Regions from separate parts of the Homo sapiens genome. Here region 2 is linked to region 1. Evidence: read pairs that join two places in POLR2A ChIA-PET (ENCODE). Cell type or tissue: GM12878. All regions are shown on one strand. Links, peaks and the distances in the headings refer to the core of each region. The heading gives the core; the rest is flanking DNA.

Region 1 (8,000 bases), core at 1-8,000:
CCCAGGCTGCAGTGCAGTGGCATAATCTCAGCTCACTGCAGCCTCCATCTCCCATCTCAGGCAATGCTCCCGCCTCAGCCTCCCTAGTACCTGGGACTATAGGTGTGTGCCACCACACCTGGCTAATTTTTGTATTTTTTGTAGAGACACGGTTTTGCCATGTCACCCAGGCTGGTCTTGAACTCTGGGGCTCAACGGCCTCCCAAAGTGTTGGGATTACAGGCATGAGACACCACGCCTGGCCCCCAAATAGTTTTCTTAGTAATTAAATTCATATTATAATCCAAGTTGTACAATAAACTTTTTTTTTTTGGTAGAAACAGGATGGAGTACAATGGCATAATCATGTTTCACTGCAGCCTTGAAGTTCTGGGCTCAAGCAATCCTTCCACCTCAGCCTCCCAAGCAGCTAGGACTACAGGCAGACATCACTATGCCTGGTTAATTTTTTTTTTTTTTTTTTTGTAGAGACAGGATCTTGCTATGTTGCCCAGGCTAGTCTCAAACTCCTGGGCTCAAGCAATCCTCCTGCCTCAGCCTCCCAAGTGTTGGGAATACAAAGCATAAGCCTCCAAACCTAGCAAGGATTTTTAAATGTAATTTATTATTATCAACAATTCATTAGCTATATATTTTAAAATTATATTTAACCTATCTAAAAATACTTTTAAGATGCAAATGAAAATAAACATTAAGTTATTTGGTAAAATTTTTTTTAAAAATAGGAAGAGGAGAAATGGTCAAACCATTATATAACCATTATATACTGATAATGTAGTTATATGCCACCAATGACCCATAAACATGAAAAATGACCAGCAGCCATTTCCATCAACTCACCGAAATATAGGGGTGTGGCCAGGCTTTGGTTTGCTCCAGGTAAAGGGTGAAGGAACTGAAAGAAACTGATCACCACATGAATCTTTCTTTAAAGGATACTGAGATCCAAGGCCATCATCTATTGAAGTCTCCCGGGCTGGTGATAAACTCCCTTGGTCATCTGAACACAGCTCTAATTTTCCTGGTAGTATGGCAGCTTGATCTTCAGAAGTTTTCCTTGTTTTGAGAGGGATGTCAGTCTCTACACAGTACTGAAATGGAAAAACTGCAGGGCCAAGGCCTGACCCACCATGGACAGAAGCATTGAGCCACGTATCTTCTGTCACACTTCCCCTGGGGGAGTGACCAGGTGAAGGAACAGGTGAGTGATGGGGTGAAAGGGACCCAGCATAACAAACTTCAGCACTGGAGTGCCTCCGTTTCCCACAGGGGGATGTGGGCCTTGATGAGGGTCCTGAGGCTGGCCTGGGGCTCAGCCAATTCTCATCAGTGACACTGGATCTAGGAGAGTGGCAAGGAGATTGCCTGGGTGATAATGAGTGTCCAAGTCCATACTGTTGATGCCAAGTTTCTTCTCCAGGGCAGCCCCCTGGAGAGCCACCAGGAGAAGTCAGAGGGGATCCAAGGGTAAATCGGGCTGCAGCTTCATTCAACTCTGAGTCCACATCATCATAAATATGTGAAAGCGATTCACAAGAAGATGCATCAGAGAACCAACTCCTAGAAGAGATGCTGCTGGCAGGACTAGGACTAAGAGAAGACTCCCGGTAGGATGGCTCAAGAGGAAGATAGAGATGATCTCTAGAAGGCCTTTCCAAAAATTCCCGTTCTGGGTCATTTATCTGTAGGTCATCTTCATGTGCATCTAATTCTTGATGACAGTTAGGAGAGATAGATGTAATTTGAATACTTGGGCACTCAAAGGGTTTGGGACCACCTAATGGGCTATATTTAGATTCAGGAATCTCACAAGTTCCTTCATAGTTTTTGTGACTTTGGAGCTGAAACGATGGTGACAAAACAGAAGAGTGAGACGGTAATCCATGATGTGGTAAGCAAAGTGGTGTGGTTAAAGTAGATGGAGGTGGATCTACATTAAAGATGTAAATGGATGCACAATCATCTGGCTCAAGATCTACGGGGAGGAAGGCAAAAAAAAAAAAACCCAACAAAACAAGAAATTAGAAAACTCAGATGTATAAATTACTAGATGAGAAAGTAAATAATAACAATCTCGAGAGAAAAAAGTGGGATATAAAATGTATGTCATTAGCTCCACTAAAGAAGTGGCATGTGTGTGTTTTTTCAATGCATCTGGTTATTTCTGCAGATATGTGTGATTATTACATATACAATTACATATGTAATTTTTCCTTTTTATGTCCACATTTTCTAAAAAGATAATCAGGAAACATTATGCCCTGAAAAAGATTTTTTTTTTTTTTTTTTGAGACAGGGTCTCACTCTCTCACCTAGACTGGAGTGCAATGGTGTGATCATAGCTCACTAAAGCCTCAACCTCCCATCCTAGGCTCAAGTGATCCTTTCCTCAGCCTCTGGAGTAGCTGGGACACAGGTACATGCCACACTCCTGGTTACTTTTTATTGTCATTTTTGGTAGACACAGGGCCTTGCTTTGTTGCCAAGGCTGGGCTCAAGCTATCCTCCCACCTTAGCCTCCCAAAGTGCTGGGATTACAGGTGTGAGGGAGCGTCTGTGCCCAGCTCAATAAATGTGTTTATTAAAAAAAAAAAAACACATCCATAATTCTAAAAAATACTCATAGCATACAGGCTGCAGTGAGCTCAGATCACGCCACTGTACTCCAGCCTGGGTGACACAGCAAGACTCCGTCTCAAAAAAAAAAAAAAAAAAAAAAGAAAAGAAAAGAAATGAGATATTCCTAGGCTGCAAAGAACAGAAAATCCAACTCAATGTAGCTGAAAAAGGGGGAGGGGACACAGGCTGAATATCCCTTATCCAAAATGCTTGAGGCCAGAAGTGCTTGGGATTTTGGATTTTTTTTTTTTGGCCCATTTACAAATACACAATGAGATATCTTGATATGGGACCCAAGTCTAAACATGAAATACACTTATGTTTCATATATACCTTATTCACATAGCCTGAAAGGTAATTTTGGACAATATTTTTTAATAATTCGGTGAATGAAAAAAAGTCTGTGTTAAGAATTCTCCACTTGTGGCATCATGTCAGAGCTAAAAAGTATAGGATATTGGAACATTCCAGATTTTGAATATGACCTGTATATATTATCCAACATAACAACCTGCATTATCAACCTGTATATATTATCCAACATAACAAGTAGTCAAAGGTAGGAGAGTTCCAAAAGTGGGTTTTTCTTTGTTTGTTTGTTTGTTTGTTTGAGATGGAGTCTTGCTCTGTCGCCCAGGCTGGAGTGCTGTGGCGCAATCTTGCCTCCTGGATTCAAGCAATTCTCCTGCCTCCTGTCTCAGTCTCCTGAGTAGCTGGGACTACAGGCACTCGCCACCATGCCTAGCTAATTTTTTTTTTTTTTTTTTTTTCTGAGACAGAGTCTCTCTCTGGCTTGAATGCAGTGGTGCGATCTTGGCTCACTGCAACCTCTGCCTCCGAAGTTCAGGCGATTCTCAAGCCTCAGCCTCCCAAGTAGCTGGAATTACAGGTGCCTGCCATGACACTCGGCTAATTTTTGTTATTTTTAGTAGAGACAGGGTTTTGCCATGTTGTCCAGGCTGGTCTCAAACTCCTGACCCCAAGCAATCTACCCTCCTTGGCCTCCCAAAGTGCCAGGATTACAAGCATGAGCCACCACACCCGGACTTTTTTTTTTTTTTTTGAGACTAGGTCTCGCTCTGTCACCCAGGCTGGAGTGCAGTGGTGCACTCATAGCTCACTGCTGCCTCAAACTTCTGGGTCAAGTGATCCTCCCACCTCAACCTTTCAAGTAGCCGAGACCACAGGTGCATGCCACCACTCCCAGCAATTTTTTTTTTTTTTTTTTGTAGAGACAGGGTCTCGTTTTGTTGCCCAGCCTAATCTTGAACTCCTGGGCTCAGGCAATCCAACTGCCCCAGCCTCCCAAAGTGCTGGGATTACAGTTCAACAATGTTCTTCAGAAATGTTTCTTTATTTCACTTTGCCATTTTTGGGGAGCTAACTTTGTGCTGTTCATTTTTCAACCACATATACCTATTCTGTCTACACTGGAAACAACATGATTCAACTTATTCATTTAACAAAAAAATTTTTTAGCAACTACTATGTAAGCAGGCATGTTCTGAATACTAAAAACACCATGGTAAACAAAACAAAATCCCCTCCTCATGGAGCTTACATTCTAGTAAAATATGTCAGGTAGTGATATTTGCTGTAAGAGAAAATAAAACGGGAAAAAATATAGAGGAGGCAAAGATGTTAATTTAATAGGAAAGTCTGGAAAGCCTTCTCTAATACTTGAGGAAATAGCAGAAGAATATTAATGTAACTGAGCTATACAGAAATTTAGGGGCATAATGCAGGCAGAGGATAATAGTAAGTGCAAAGACCTGAGGTACAGCATTGTTGAAGTGTACTGTATGAGAAAAAACAAGGCCAGTGGGACTTGAACTGAGTAAGGAGGCAGAATAATGAGAGCTACGGGTGGTCAGGGAGAGGCTAGTCAAGTAAGGCCTTACGAGATGGGAAACCACTGGAGCATTCTAAACAGAAAAGTATCATCATTTGATATATATGAACTGATATAAATTTAGGAGGCTACTGTAATCATCCAGGTGAGAAAAGATGGAATACAGGACCTAAGTGGTAGTGAGCTGTAAAAGCAGAAGCAGCATTAAGAAGTCAGATTTTGGATTAAAGTAGTGCTGACGGAACTTGTTGACTGGATGTGAAAGAACAGTCAAGGGTGACACCAAGGTTTAAAGCCTTGAACTATTATTAAAAACACAGTATTGGTCGGGCGCAGTGGCTCACACCTTTAATCCCAGCACTTTGAGAGGCCGAGGCGGGTGGATCACGAGATCAGGAGATCACGACCATGCTGGCTAACACGGTGAAACCCCATCTCTACTGAAAATACAAAAAATTAGCCGGGCGTGGTGGCAGGCGCCTGTGGTCCCAGCTGCTCGGGAGGCTGAGGTGGGAGAATGGCGTGAACCCAGGAGGCAGAGCTTGCAGTGAGCCAAGATCGCGCCATTGCACTCCAGCCTGGGCAACAGAGCGAGGCTGTCTCAAAAAACAACAACAACAATACAGTATTTCTGAAATTTTCTGAATTTCTGAAAGAACAGCAATTACTGAAATAAAGAAAGTGAGACAGACTTGAGATAAGAAACCAAAACTTCTACTTTGTACATATTAAATATGAGAGTCCAGTAAGCTTTCCAAGTGGAAATGTCAAATAGATATTTGTGCATAAGAACACAAGCTAGCTATGTAAATGTGGGAATCATTAACGTATATATGAAATTTAAAGCCATAAGACCAAAAGATCACTAAGAAATTAGTACAAATAGAGAAGAAAGTAGGCAACTGAGGCACAAGGAACTCCAAAGTTTAGGATTAGGGAGAAAAAGAAGAATGAGTTAAGAGGTTAGAAGAGACATCAGTGAAATGGAACAATAACCAAAAGAATGCAGCATCCCAGAAGCCAAGTGAAGAAGGTGCTCATTCATTCACCAACTATTAATGATGTGATTAATATTTTATAGAAACTGTTATAGATGGTAGGTACATAAAAAGTAAATAACACACATATGGTCCCCCGCCCTCATTAAGCAGTCAGTCTCAGGAGAGACTGACAAAAACACAAATTAAAAATGGTAAGTGCTACTAAGTGGTAGAAGAGAGAATCAGACAAGGAACTTGTTTTACAGAGATTACAGAGATGGCCTTTTTGAGAGGGTAGCATGTAAGCTAAAACCTGAAAGATAAATAGGAACCAGCAAGCAAAGAAAGAGAGTCAGCGGGGCTGGGGAGAGAAGGTGATAGTTGCAACACAGGAGAATAGGCATAAACAGTCTGAGTCAAATAACGCCTTGGTTTCTTTAAGAAACGCCCAAGATGGCTAGAGTTAACAACTGAAAGGGTAGAGCTAGAAGAAGCCAAGACATAGAAGAACTGTAGTAAGGGCTTTGGATTTTATTCAAAGAATAATGGAAACCATGTAAGAGTTTTAAAAAGGGGAATGACATGATTTCTATTATATATGAGAACAACTTCAACTGCTGTATCTCCAGTACCTACCAAGTAAGTCCCTGACATTTATTAGGTCTATAATAAATCATTTGTTCAAGTTGTTGGGGCCGGACATGGTGGCTCACACCTGTAATCCCAGAACTTTGGGAGGCCGAGGCAGGCAAATGGCTTGAGTTCAGGAGTTCGAGACCAGCCTGGACGATGTGGCAAAAACCCATTTCTACAAAAATAAAAATACAAAAAGTAGCCAGGCATGGTGGCACATGCCTGTACTGTAGTCCCAGCTACCTGAGAGGCTGAGGCAGGAGGGTCGTTTGAGCCTGAGATTCGGAGGTTGCTGTAAGCCAAGATAGCGCCATTGCACTCCATCCTCGGTGACAGAGCAAGACCCTGTCTAAATAAATAAATAAGGTTGTTGGAATTGCTTCCCTTAGAGAATCTATGTTACTCCTGAGTAAGGAGGCAGAATAATGAGAGCTAGGGGTGCTCAGGGAGAGGCTAGTCAAGTAAGGCCTTGCGAGATGGGAAACCAATGGAGCATTCTAAACAGAAAAGTATCACCATTTGATATATATGATCTGATATAAATTTAGGAGCAAAATCCTCAATTAGGAATTTTTGAACCATGTTTCTTGGCAATGCTATCAGCCTGTTGAATTATGATGGTAGCTAAAACTTTCTAAAACTTAGCTCACAATGTCACCTATCTAAATGGTACTCAAGTGGACAGAAGTAAAACAAGCCTCTGAACACTCAAAATATACAGCATAAAAGCTCATGTGTTTAACTCACAGAAATTTTCCTTGGCCCCTTGTTCAGATCCTCTCTACTCAATTTTAGATCCCATAATATTATATGCTTATCTAGTCCACAGATTAGAAGCAGGAAATCTAAAATGAGAGAAGATGGCTGCAAAGAAAAGGAGAGACAGGAAAAACAAGCAAACAGTTCAAAGGGTATATATAGCACCTTGAAGTCATCCAGAACAACTTGTTCTTTACTAATTTCATCTAATCGTACTGCTTATTTTCAAACTGCCTTTTTCCTTTACTTAAGAATGTACTTGATTAAATAGGAAAAATTAATTAAATCCCAACCCTTTGAGAAAAAAAAAAAAGGACAGAAAGTCACCCATAGAAGATTTTACAGTTTATTCAAATGAAATTATTGTACCAGCCCATTTCAGTTGTTGACTAATGCTGAAAACCACACCCTTCTCCCAAATAAACTGTAGATGAAGCAAACATCTTCTACGTCAGAATGATGTCTTAAAGTGCTGCAGAGACCTGCACACAAAATTTGTGGGAATGCTGCTTTATCTTTTTCCCAAGTGTCCAACCTCTGGAAATGATATAAGCAGCTACTACAATCTAACTATGACGAACAGTCCTAAGTCCAGATTTCCAAGTCTAGAATTCTCAAATTCAAGGTGCTTCAGAAATTTCACCATCTCAAGAATTACTTGTTCCATGTTCCTTCAACCACCAGAGGGACTCATGCAAGCATACAGTAATCTGGACAACCCAAGTTGTCTTATGAATGTTTTTATGTATAGTATGAAGCAGAGGTTGGCAAAATACAGTCCATGTGCCAAGTCTGGCCCACCAACAAGTGGTAGGCCACATTTAAAATCATTAGTTTGTAGGCTATAGAAAGCCTACAGATAATAGTTTGTCTTTCTATAGCCTACAAACTAATGGTTTTAAATGGTTTCAAAAAATTGTTTTTAACTGTGTCATGACAAAAAAAAGTTATGATTCAAATTCTGGTATCCATAAATAACGTTTTACTGAAACACAACCATGCTCATTCATTTATATACTATCTATGGTTATTTTCACACAAGGGTAGAACTGAGTAACTGTCAAAGGGACCACATGTACTACCCCTATTCCTTCACATTGCTGCTTGATGGACACAAATTGCAGTGACAAAGTTCTAATGAGTGCAATGCATACGTA
Region 2 (12,584 bases), core at 2,076-10,075, 420 kb after region 1:
TGGGTCTTCTGTGTGTGGGCCTGCCATCTTTCACTCTACATAATGTTTTTAAGATTCATACAGGCTAGGCGAGGTGGTTCATTGTAATCCCAGCACTTTAGAAGACTGAGGCAGGGGGATCACTTGAGGCCAGCAGGTTGAGACCAGCCTGGGCAACACAGTGAGACTCACATCTCTACAAAAAAATTAATAAAATTTTTAAAAAGAAAAAAATTCATTAATAGTTAATTCCTTTTTACTGTTTTACTGTATTCCATTGTGTGACATCATAATTTATGATGTGAACATTTGTTTCTAGTGTGGGGCCATTATGAATAAGGCTGCTGTGAACATTTGTATAATTTTTTTTGTGGACTTATGTTTTTATTTTCTTAGATAAATATCTATAAGTGGAGTTGCTGTGATTGGGTTGATATATGTTTAACTATAAGAAACTGTCAATTTTCCAAAGTGGTTGTACTGTTTTACATTCCCACCAAGAATGTATGGGAGTTCCATTTGCCGCATATCCTCTCCAAACTTCAGGATTGTAAGTCTTTTTTTTTTTTTTTTGAAATGGAGTTTCACTCTGTGGCCCAGGCTGGAGTGCAATGGCGCGATCTTCACTCCCTGCAACCTCCGCCTCCTGGGTTCAAGCAATTCTCCTGCCTTAGCCTCCTGAGTAGCTGGGATTACAGGCATGCACCACCACACCAGGCTATTTTTGTATTTTCAGTAGACATGGGGTTTCACCATGTTGGCCAGGATGGTCTTGAACTCCTGACCTCAGGTGATCCACCCATCTTGGCTTCCCACAGTGCTGGGATTACAGGCGTGAGCCACTGCGCCCGGACATTTTTTTTTTTTTTTTTGAGATGGAGTCTCGCTCTGTTGCCCAGGCTGGAGTGCAGTGGTGCGATCTCGGCTCACTGCAAGCTCCACCTCCTGGGTTTACACCATTCTCCTTCCTCAGCCTCCCGAGTAGCTGGGACTACAGGTGCCCACCACCATACCTGGCTAATTTTTTTGCATTTTTGGTAGAGATGGGGTTTCACCATGTGTTAGCCAAGATGGTCTCAATCTCCTGACCTCATCATCTGCTGATTTGTTGGAGTTCTGCAGACAAGTCCTTTGTTACATATATATTCAGCTCATATTTTTTCCCAACCTGTGGCTTGCATTTTCATTTTTTTAATGATGTATTTTAATGAGCAGAAATTATTTTAAATTTTGAAATCCAGTTTTCAATGAGTTAGTGCTTTTTGTGTCCTGTCCAAGAAATCCTTACCCCATGATTTCAAAAAGTACTCTCTGATGTATTTTTCTAGAAGCTTTATGGTTCTGGCTTCTACATTTAGGTCTTTGATCTGTCTTGAATTAATTTTTGCATATAACAGTGAGAGAGAGGGGTTAAGGTTGTTTGCCATATGGATATCCAATTGTTCCAACATCATTTCTTAAGAAGAATTTTTTTCCCCATTGAATTGATTTAATGCTTTGGCTGAAAATCAGTTTACCGCATTTGTGTGACTTGCAGGGTAAAGATAGTATTACAAGGCTGTAACTTTGTCTATAGAAATCTCTAATGGCTCTTTTTAAAAGCCCAGCACTGAGAAATAAAAAGCATATTTTGTAATTTAAAAAAGTATGGTCAGGCCAGGCGCAGTGGCTCACACCTGTAATCCCAGCACTTTGGGAGGCCGAGGCAGGCAGATCTCACAAGGTTAGGAGTTCAAGACCAGCCTGGCCGATGTGGTGAAACCCCATCTCTACAAAAAATATGAAAATTAGCTGGGCGTGGTGGCACGCGTCTGTAATCCCAGCTACTCAGGAGGCAGAAGAATTGCTTGAACCCCGGAGGCGGAGGTTGCAGTGAGCTGAGATTGCACTACTGCACTCCAGCCTGGGTGACAGAGCAAGACTCCGTCTCCAAAAAAAAAAAAAAAAAAAAAATCACAGGGAAAACCATAACAGGCACTTTTTTTTTTTTAAAGATAGAGTTTCACTCTGTTGCCCAGCCTGGAGTGCAGTGGCGTGATCTCGGCTCACTGCAACCTCCGCCTCCCAGGTTCAAGTGATTCTCGTGCCTCAGCCTCCTGAGTAGCTGGGACTACAGGCATCTGCCACCGTGCCCAGCTAATTTTTTGTATTTTTAGTAGAGACGGAGTATCACGATGTTGGCCAGGCTGGTCTCGCACTCCTGACCTCAAGTGATCCGCCCGCCTTGGCCTCCCAAAGTGCTGGGATTACAGGTGTGAGCCACCACACCCAGCCTATTACAGGTACATTTTTTAAAAGCTTGGATGGAACCACCCAGGCTCCATTCATCTATAAATTTCTGAAGAGCTAGCTCACTGCTGCTAATAGGATCGGGGAGACACAATCCCAGAACAAGTAATGACACTTGAAAAAACCTGTAGGTAGGCTGGGCACAGTGGCTCACGCCTGTGTTCTCAGCACTTTGCGGGGCTGAGATGGGTGGATAACTTGAGGCCAGGAGTTCAAGACCAGCGTGGCCAACTTGGCAAAACCCTGTCTCTACTGAAAATACAAAAATTAGCTGGGCATGGTGGCACATGCCTGTAATCTCAGCTACTTGGGAGGCTGAGGCAGGGGAATTGCTTGAACCTGGGAGGCGAAGGTTGCAGTGAGCTGAGATCATGCCACTGCACTCCAGCCTGTGCAACAAAGTGGGATTGTGTCTAAAAAAAGAAAAGAAAAAACTGGCAGGTGATCAAAAGTATTCTTGAAGATATACTGAGAGGTATTTAGGATGAATAATGGATACCATGGCAGGGAAAACAACTATTCAACTCCTATATTTCTCTTTCATCAGAGACCCAGCTGGAAGGACCATGTGCAGGGAAGGTAGCATACCCAGTGCCCAGTGGGTTTGTTTCCTCTGATCAATTTGAATTACATCCCACGGGTCTCAGAAAAGTAGCAGCTGACCATGATATACTCCATAAACTACTGTCAATAAGCCTTGAGGCATTGTGGAGCAGAGGCAGGTGCCAGATGATAAGCGATACACAATGTCTGTGATGTTTGAGCCTGATGCTGGTGATTCCTCAGAACTATGCAAGAACATCTCATCAAACAAATGATCCCTGAGCACCTAGAAAGAGAACTGGAGAACACTGCAAGGTGTGTGGATTTATAAAGGACATCATCATCTAACATTTATTAAGGCCTAACTCTGCGTCAGGTGCCTATACACATCTGGTTGTTGGCCTTGTGGATATTATGGTCAGTTCTGACTGTGTGTGCACTTGGCAACAATTTGGTTTTTTTAGTATGCTTGCTGGATTATTAGTAACCTTGAGGGGAGTGCCAAATATAAATATCATTTATTTAAATGTGAGCTGTGGGGGTTTTTTGTAGTTTCTCATCCCATTGGGCAAAAAGAGAAATTAGAGCTAGTATACTTCTGTGAAATTGTAATTACTGTACTTGAAATCACTAATCCAAAAAACGATGGCAGCCTCAGTTTCCTCATCTGTAAAATGAAGATAATAATAATGGCACCTGCCTCTGGAAGTTATAATTGTTAAATCAGATGATGCCTGTAAAGCACGGGGCACGTAATGTTTACTCAAAAAGAGATGTTGTTACGCTGATCTCATTTTCAGCTGACACAAAGCTGGTAGGGACAGTGAGTAAATATCCAAAATTATCTCAGCTGGTAAACAGTCACCCAAATTAAACTAAATGAAATTTATTAGAGTGAAAATTTAAAGTACTGAACTCGGGGTCAAAAAACTATAATTTGTACTCCCAAGTTCATAGCAGCATTATGGACATAGTAAAATGTAGAAGCAACCCGAGCATTCACTGACAGATAAATGGATAAGCAAAATGTGGTATCTACACACGACGGAATATTATTCAGCCTTTATAAAAGGAAGGAAAATCTGACACATGCTACAACATGGATGAACCTTGAGGACATTACGCTGAGTGAAATCAGCCAGACATAGAAGCACACATACTGTATGATTCCACTTATGTGAGGTACCTAGGGCAGTCAGATTCAGAGACAGAAAGTAGAATGGTGGTTGCCAGGGGCTGGGCACATGGGTAATGGGGAGTTATGTCGTCTCTTCCAGGAAGTCTTTCCTGCCTGTACACTGCCTCTAGCCCCTGTAGTTAATGGTGCTCTTCTCTGCAACAGAGGCAAGTTTCTGTTGCTCTGCCTGTCTACCATATGACAGATTTGCTCAAGTGCCTGTCTGATCTGTGGAGTTCTTTGAGGGTACAGGTAACATCTGATTCATCTTTTCAGTGTCAAAATCTGCAAGAAATTGTGTTTTATCCTCAAGTCACCTCCTGGTGGTAATTCCAGACAGAAAGGGGCAGGGGTGACAGTTCCTGCCAGTTGAGATTGCCTCCTTTAAAGAACATTTCCAGACATTCTGCCAAACTATACCTTCTATATTTATCTCATTTGACACACCTCTTTACAAGGAATGCTAGGAAATACAGGGTTTTTTTTTCCTTTTTGTTTTGTTTTGTTTTGTTTTGTTTGAGACAGAGTTTTGCTCTTGTTGCCCAGGCTAGAGTGCAAAGGCGCTATCTCGGCTCACCACAATCTCCACTTCCTGGGTTCAAGCGATTCTCCTGCCTCAGCCTCCCAAGTGGCTGGGATTACAGGCATGCGCCACCATGCCCAGCTAATTTTGTATTTTTAGTAGAGATGGGGTTTCACCATGTTGGTCAGGCTGGTCTGGAACTCCCAACCTCAGGTGATCCGCCCGCCTCAGCCTCCCAAAGTGCTAGGATTACAGGCATGAGCCACCGTGGCTGGCCAGGAAATACAGGTTTTAACTCTGCACTTTAAAACCCCAACGTTATAAAGACTTGTCAGGAAAGAAGAATTCTTAGGCACCTTCTGCTGAGGGTCTAACCACTATACAAGCTGCCTAATGAGTGAGTGACCTCTAAAGTTATCCATTGACTCCAAAATTCCCAGAATCTGATTTCTCACACACAGTGAGGTGGGTGATTCTTTTTTTACTGTAATCCTGGCTACTGGCCGGGCGCAGTGTCTTACTCCTGTAATCCCAGCACTTTGGGAGGCCGAGGCAGGCAGATCATGTGAGGTCAGGAGTTCAATACTAGCCTGGCCAACATGGTGAAACCCCATCTCTACTAAAAAATACAAAAATTAGCCAGGCACGGCACATGCCTATGATCCCAGCTACTCGGGAGGTTGAGGCAGGAGAATCACTTGAACCCAGGAGGCAGAGGTTGTAGTGAGCTCAGATTGTGCCACTGTGCTCCAGACTGGGCAACAGAGCGAGACTCCATCTCAAAAAAAAAAAAAAAAAAAAAAAAATCCTGGCTACCTTCATGACAATACTGCGTCAGTTGGAGTTCCTGGGCCTTATAACAGAGCGTAGGGCAGGGGTCAGCAAATCTTTTCTGTAAAGGGCCAAATTGTAAATTTTTTTTTTTTTAAGACAGAGTCACTCTGTTGCCCAGGCTGGAGTGCAGTGACATGATCTCTGTTCACTGCAACCTCTGCCTCCCAGGTTCAAGTGATTCTTCTGCCTCTGCCTCCTGAGTAGCTAGGATTACAGGCGCACACCCTGAAGCCTGGCTAATTTGTGTATTTTTAGCAGAGACAGTGTTTCACATGTTGGTCTCAAACTCCTAGCCTCAAGCAATCCGCCTGCCTCAGCCTCTCAAACTGCTGGGATTATAGGTGTGAGCTACTGTACCGGCCTCCAAATTTTAAGTATTTTAAGCTGTGTGGGCCGTATGGCTTCTGTTGTACCTATTCTGCTGTTGGTGGTACAAAAGCAACCATAAATAAAGGAGTAGGTAAACAAATGGGTATGACTGTGTTCTGTCATACCCATAGAACTATTTACAAAAACAATTACCAGATTGGATTTCTCCCACCCCTGTGATAGGCAGTGGGTCGTGGCCTCTAGTTTGGCAGAAGCTGGGGTTCTACAGACTAGATACACAGAAGGTAAGATGATGTTCAGGCAGTCTGGGAAAAAACAATTCACAAATCTCAGCCTCCACACCAAAGTCTCAACAGTCGGGCCTTTTGGGTTCCATGTTTCTCTTAAGGACACTGCAGTTTCTCAGTCACTTAGGCTTAAAACTTCAGGGTCTTTTTTTTTTTTTTTTTAAGTGGGGTCAGTCACATTGATTGAAGTATAATTTACAGAACAGTGAAGTTTATCCTTTTTCTGTATATTCTGTGCTATCAGTTTTGACAAATGCTGTCATGTAATTGCCACCCTAGACAAGATACAGAACAGTTTCATCACCCCACAAAAATTCCCCTGTGCCCCTTTGTTGTCTACACTTAGCCCCAGTTCCAACCCTTGACAACCACTGATCTACTCTTTGTCCCTATAGTTTTGCTTTTCCATTATGGCATTTAAATGGGATCACACAGTATGGTGCCTTTAAGTAGGGCATCTTTCAGTTAGCAGAATGCATTTGAGATTTGTTCATTGTGGCATATATCCGTAGTATGTTCTTTCTATTGCTGAATAGTATCCATTGGCGTTGATATACTACTGTTTATCTGTTTACCTATTGAAGGATATTTGTGTTGATTACAAGATGTGGCAATTATGAATAAAGCTGCTGTAGACATTCACATATAGGTTTTTGTGTGAATATAAGTTTTCATTTCTCTTGGTAAGTACTAAACCTAGAAGTAGGATTGCTAGGTTGTGTGATAGGTATCTATTTAGCTTTATAAGATGGCAAACTTTTCCAAAGTGGCTATATTATTTTACATTTTCGCCAATAATGAATAGTTGCTTCCTACCCTTGCCAGTATTTGATATCAGGTTTTCTGAATTTCAGACATTGTAATGTGTATTTAATAAGTTTTAATTTGTATTTCTTTTTTTTTTTTTTTTTGAGACAGAGTCTCACTCTGTCACCCAGGCTGGAGAGCAGTGGCACAATCTCGGCTCACTACAACCTCCGCCTCCTGGGTTCAAGCGATTCTCCTGCCTCAGCCTCCTGAGTAGCTGGGATTACAGGCGTGCACCACCATGCCTGGCTAATTTTTTTTTTTTTTTCTAGTAGGAACGGGGTTTCACCATGTTGGCCAGGCTGGTCTCAAACTCCTGATCTCGGGTGATCCGCCCGCCTCGGCCTCCCAAAGTGCTGGGATTACAGGCATGAGCCACTGAACCCAGCCTTAATTTGTTTTTTGTTTGTTTGTTTGTTTTGTTTTTTTGAGATGGAGTCTTGCTCTGTCACCCAGGCTGGAGTGCAGTGGCACAATCTCAGTTCACTGCAACCTCTACCTCACGACTTCAAGCAGTTCTCCTGCCTCACCCTTCCAAGCAGCTGGGATTACAGGCACCCGCCACCATGCCTGGCTAATTTTTGTATTTTTAGTAGAGGCAGGGTTTCACCATGTTGGCCAGGCTGGTCTCAAACTCCTGACCTCAGGTGAGCCACCGTGCCCGGCCTTAATTTGTATTTCTAATTAATGCTGTCTAATGACTACTGATACGGTAAGTTATAGTAATTGATTTTATTTTTTAAATTAAATTTAATTTTTTTTTTTTGAGACGGAGTCTCACTGTGTTGCCCAGGCTGGAGTGCAGTGGCACGATCTCAGCTCACTGCAACCTCTGCTTCCCGGGTTCAAGCAGTTCTCCTGCCTCAGCCTCCTAAGTAGCTGAGACTACAGGCACATACTGTCATGACCGGCTAATTTTTTTGTATTTTAGTAGAGATGGGGTTTTACCTTGTTGCCCAGGCTGGTCGCAAACTCCTGAGCTCAGGCAATCTGCCCACCTTGGCCTCCCAAAGTGCTGGGATTATAGGCGTGAGCCACCGCGCCTGGCCTAGTTTTTATTTTTTTGAGGCAGGGTCATGCTCTTGTTGCCCAGGCTGAAGTGTAGTGGTGCAAAAATGGCTCACTGCAACCTCCACCTCCCAGGCTCAAGTGTTCCTCCCTCCTGAGCCTCCTGAGTAGCCACAGGTGTGTGCCACTGCACCTGGCTTTTTTTGTTTGTTTTTTGTAGAGACAGGGTTTCACCATGTTCACCAGGCTGGTCTTGAACTCCTGGCCTCCCAAAATTCTGGGATTACAGGTGAGCCACTGCACCTGGCCTTTTTTTTTTTTCTTTTTCAGTTAAACATTTTGCTATCCAGGCTGGGCGCGGTGGCTTGCTCCTGTTACCCCAGCACTTTGGGAGGCTGAGGCTGGTGGATCGCTTGAGGCCAGGAGTTTGAGACCAGCCTGGCCAACATGGCAAAACCCCTTCTCTACAAAATGTACAAAAATTAGCCAGGCGTGGTGGTACACATCTGTGGTCCCAGCTGCTCGGGTGGCTGAGGCACGAGAATCACCTGAACCCAGGAGGCGGAGGTTGCAGTAAGCCGAGATTGCGCCACTGCATTCCAGTCTGGGTGACAGAGTGAGACTCTGTCTCAAACCAAACTAACAAACAAAAAAACACCACATTCTCCTATCCAATAGTAGTTGATTTTAGAATGTTGAGCCAGCCTTGCATTCCTGGGATTAAACCCCTGTTGGTCATGGTGTATTTTTTTTTTAATTTTTATTTATTTTTGTTTTGTTTTGTTTTTTAGAGATGAAGTCTTGCTCTGTTGCCCAGGCTGGAGTGCCAGTGGTGCGATCTCAGCTCACTGCAGCCTCTGCCTCTTTGGTTCCAGCGATTCTGCTGCCTCAGCCTCCTGGGTAGCTGGGACTACAGGTACCCACCATCACGTCTGGCTAATTTTTTGTATTTTTAGTAGAGACGGGGTTTCACCATGTCAGCCAGGATGGTCTCAATCTCCTAACCTCATGATCCGCCCGCCTTGGCCTCCCAAAGTGCTGGGATTACAGGTGTGAGCCACCACGCCCAGCCACATTGCTAGATTTAATTTGCTAATATTTTGTTGAGGATTTTTGTGCCTAAGTTTATGAGACGTATTGGTCTATAGTTCAGTTATTTATTTTATTTTATTTTTTTGGCTCTCCCACCCTGCTGATAATCCCAAATCCTAGTGATAACTGTCTGCTCCATTTCATTCCCTCCATTAGACCCTCCTTATGTCTTACTTGATATCCTAACTGGTTCTCTGTGTCTAATGTCTCCTAAACTCTATCCTACCTACGTCTTTCTGCCAAATTAAAGAAAAAAAATGCAGGCCGGGCACAGTGGCTCACGCCTGTAATCCCAACACTTCGGGAGGCCGAGGTGGGCAGATCACCAGAGGTCAGGAGTTCGAGACCAGCCTGGCCAATATGGGGAAACCCCGTGTCTACTAAAAATGCAAAAATTAGCTGGGCATGGTGGCGCACACCTGTAATCCCAGCTGCTCGGGAAGCTGAGGCAGGAGACTTGCTTGAACCTGGAAGCAGAGGTTGCAATGAGCCAAGATCACGCCACTGCACTCCAGCCTGGGTGACAGAGCAAGACTCCATCTCAAAGAAAAAGAAAAAGAAAAAAAATCCAATGGTTCTTATTGCTTACCTGCATTAGTCAAGGTCTAGACAGGAAACAGTCAGTGTACTCAAAGGGTTAATTAAAAACTCTTTAATGAAGGGATTATTCACAATAGTGTGAGTAGTAAAGGAAACATACAAGGGATAGTGGAGCACCCAGGGACTGGCAAGGTAGTGTCCCCACCCTAGGTGCAATGACGGAGTGGGGATGTGTCACTGGAACCCAGCAAAAGCAATGGCCATGGGAGAGAGGGGTCCTCTAAAGGAGCTGTGACCTTGGTTAAGGAACACAGCTCTGCCAGAACCATATCCTGGGAGGGAGAGAAGGCAAAAAATAAACACCTTGGCCTTTCCTCCTGCTCGCTGATCTCTTCCTGGTTCTTTCCCTTGGCTGGACTCAGATGGAAGCCAGAGGACCTGGAGCCCAGGGCTTTAGAGACTGACCTTCTGACTCCAGAGACAAAAAGCAGGGCAGAGAGGATCAGGTAGGGAAGGAGGAGCAGACCAAGAATACTGAGCACACCCACCTGTCAAAGTCCAAACTCTTGAGATTAACACTTTACGCCACCAGTTCTGGCTCCTACTCACCTTGCTGACTTGTCACCCCTGAAATTAGGACTTTTCATCTTTTTATGTCCCACAGCTCCCTCGTTAGCTCCTCAGAAAAGGTGAGACATTGACCAGATTAGTATTGGTTTTGAACAGTGGATCAGAGGCAAACAGTCACCCCCAGAGCAGACAGTGGAAGGAACTTGCCTGGCTCACACTCATGAGGAAGGATGGAAGAAGAGTTGCTCCACACATGCACATGTTACAAAATGACTCTTTTTCTTTCTTGTTTTTATAGAGGCTCAGAGAAGTGAAGTAACCTGCTCAAGGTTTCATGCTGGTTGTAGCAGGTCATGCACACAGCCAGGCGTGGAACCCTGGGAGAGTTACCTCACCTCTTTGAGCATGTTTTCTTATCTGTACAACAGGGTTGCATGGAACAAGGGACAGACTAAACACTGGCTGCCCTATTATACTCACTTCATATTAGCTCAGAATTATGACCCTCATATTTCTACTCAACTTTTGAAGAAGAGACATCTAAGTCAGTCACAGATAGTTAACAGATATCTTTTTTTCAGAAAAAGATTCCCTATGTACTGACTCATATCTAATTGGCCAGGCCCAATTATAAGTATTCTACAAATATTAACTCAATCCTTAAATCCCCTGTGAGGTAGATAAAATTTCCCCATTTTACAGATGAGGAAATGGAGATACAGAGTGACTAAAGGACTTACCTGAGGTCACCCAGCTGGAAAGTGACAGAGCCAGGATTTGAACCCAGGCAAGGCCTTGTCAAATTGTATATAGCCTGTCCTGCCAAGGCACACTTCATTCCTGACCAGCATGTGGTGATGGGAAATGTATGTGGTCTTGGCAGGACTGGGTTTGTGGAGATCTTTGGAGGCATCTGAAGGATATGTGCAAGGATGTTAAAGACAAAGAGTGGGGAAATTTTAGGGGTGAGAAAGGGTAGCCACTGAAATTAACAAGGAAAACCAGCTCTGCCTGCTTGGGCAGGAAATACCTAGTCAGCAAGCCTGCCTGCCTTCATGCCATCTGGCTTCCTCGGGGGCCAGCCAATACCCCTTTATGGGAGTTGATGAAGCTTCCCTTTGAGTCAGTGGCAGTAAAACAGGTTATTAAAAATTTTTCGGCCGGGCGCAGTGGCTCACGCCTATAATCCCGGCACTTTGGGAGGCTGAGGCAGGCGGATCACGAGGTCAGGAGATCCAGACCATCCTGGCTAACATGGTGAAACCCCGTCTCTACTGAAAATACAAAAAATTAGCCGGGTGTGGTGGTGGGTGCCTGTAGTCCCAGCTACTCGGGAGGCTGAGGCAGGAGAATGGCGTGAATCCAGGAGGCAGAGCTTGCAGTGAGCCAAGAGCGCGCCACTGCACTCCAGCCTGGGTGACGGAGCGAGACTGTCTCAAAAAAGAAAAAAAATTCTAGTCCATTCTGTTGTTTTAAGCTACCGATACTTATATATATTTTTCACTTCATATTGGCTCAAAATTATCATCCTCATATTCCTACACAGCTTTTGAAGAGGAGACATCTAAGTTGGTCATAGATACGTAATAGATCATTTAAAAAAAAAAAAAAGATTCCCGGCCGGGCGCGGTGGCTCACGCCTGTAATCCTAACACTTTGGGAGGCTGAGGCGGGCAGATCACGAGGTCAAGAGATCGGGACCATCCTGTCCAACATGGTGAAACCCCGTCTCTACTAAAAATACAAAAAATTAGCCAGGCATGGTGGCGGGCTCCTGTAATCGCAGCTACTTGGAAGGCTGAGGCAGGAGAATCGCTTGAACCTGGGAGGTGGAGGTTGCAGTGAGCCGAGATCGTGCCATTGCACCACTCCAGCCTGGGCAAAAAGAGCGAAACTCGATCTCAAAAAAAAAAAAAGGGTTCCCTATGTAGTGGATACATACATTCCCTATATATACCCAAATACAACTAGGGTGAGAAGGAACACGGTGTGAGAGTGGAGGAGGTGTGCCCTGGGCATGAATTTAGAGAAGACATGGACTGTGTCTCACTCCCTTAGCCCTGTAACAATTAGTAATTAATGACCAACAAAATTTGGCTGGGCACAGTGGCTTATGCCTGTAATCTTAGCACTTTGGGAGGCCGAGGCAGGAGGATCACCTGAGGTCAGGAGTTCGAGACCAGCCTGGCCAATATAGTGAAACCCTGTCTCTACTAAAAATACAAAAATTAGCCAGGTATGGTGGCGCATGCCTGTAATCCCAGCTACTCGGGAGGCTGAGACAGGAGAACCGCTTGAACCCAGGAGGCTGAGGTTGCAGTGGGCCAAGATCATGCCACAGCACTCCAGCCTGGGTGACAGAAATGAGACTCCGTCTCAAAAAAAAAAAAAAAAAACTTAAGTAGAATCTCACTACTTACCTAATGCTGCATGCTTGACACTGTCAAGCTCCTATAACAGCCATAACCTGTAAATAACCAAGACACCTGTAAAAGCAGACAGTGACCAAATAGCCGAAGGGAGTCCAGGACATGAAAATTGTAGAAGATAACTGTGTGCTTGACCTGTTTTCTAAGAAAACTAGTAGAGAAGCCTGTAGGGGCAG

Evidence for each region. ChIA-PET counts read pairs that join two places held together with the same protein. Peaks named below come from ENCODE experiments on the same cell type or tissue, not always from the same donor. Only the 100,000 strongest peaks of a DNase experiment are listed, where the experiment ranks them.
Region 2: POLR2A ChIA-PET joins it to region 1 with 6 read pairs; 3 of 35 experiments call an interaction of 5 or more read pairs at or near these places.

What each region holds. Positions count from the first base shown.
Region 1 is chr16:68,115,962-68,123,961 of GRCh38, reverse strand. It overlaps NFATC3 (nuclear factor of activated T cells 3), which reads right to left. Exons shown (of 10, transcript NM_173165.3): 2 at 841-1,975. Among named protein-coding and RNA genes, the nearest start is that of NFATC3, 35 kb to the right of the region's middle. RefSeq lists a silencer at 4,761-4,890. In GM12878, for the core only: a CTCF peak has its summit at 7,525; DNase peaks (open chromatin) are centred at 3,791 and 4,711; H3K4me3 peaks cover 934 bases; H3K27ac peaks cover 1,329 bases.
Region 2 is chr16:67,695,326-67,707,909 of GRCh38, reverse strand. All of the region lies in intron 1 of GFOD2 (Gfo/Idh/MocA-like oxidoreductase domain containing 2), which reads left to right. Among named protein-coding and RNA genes, the nearest start is that of GFOD2, 18 kb to the left of the region's middle. In GM12878, for the core only: no CTCF peak of the experiment used is centred there; no DNase peak of the experiment used is centred there.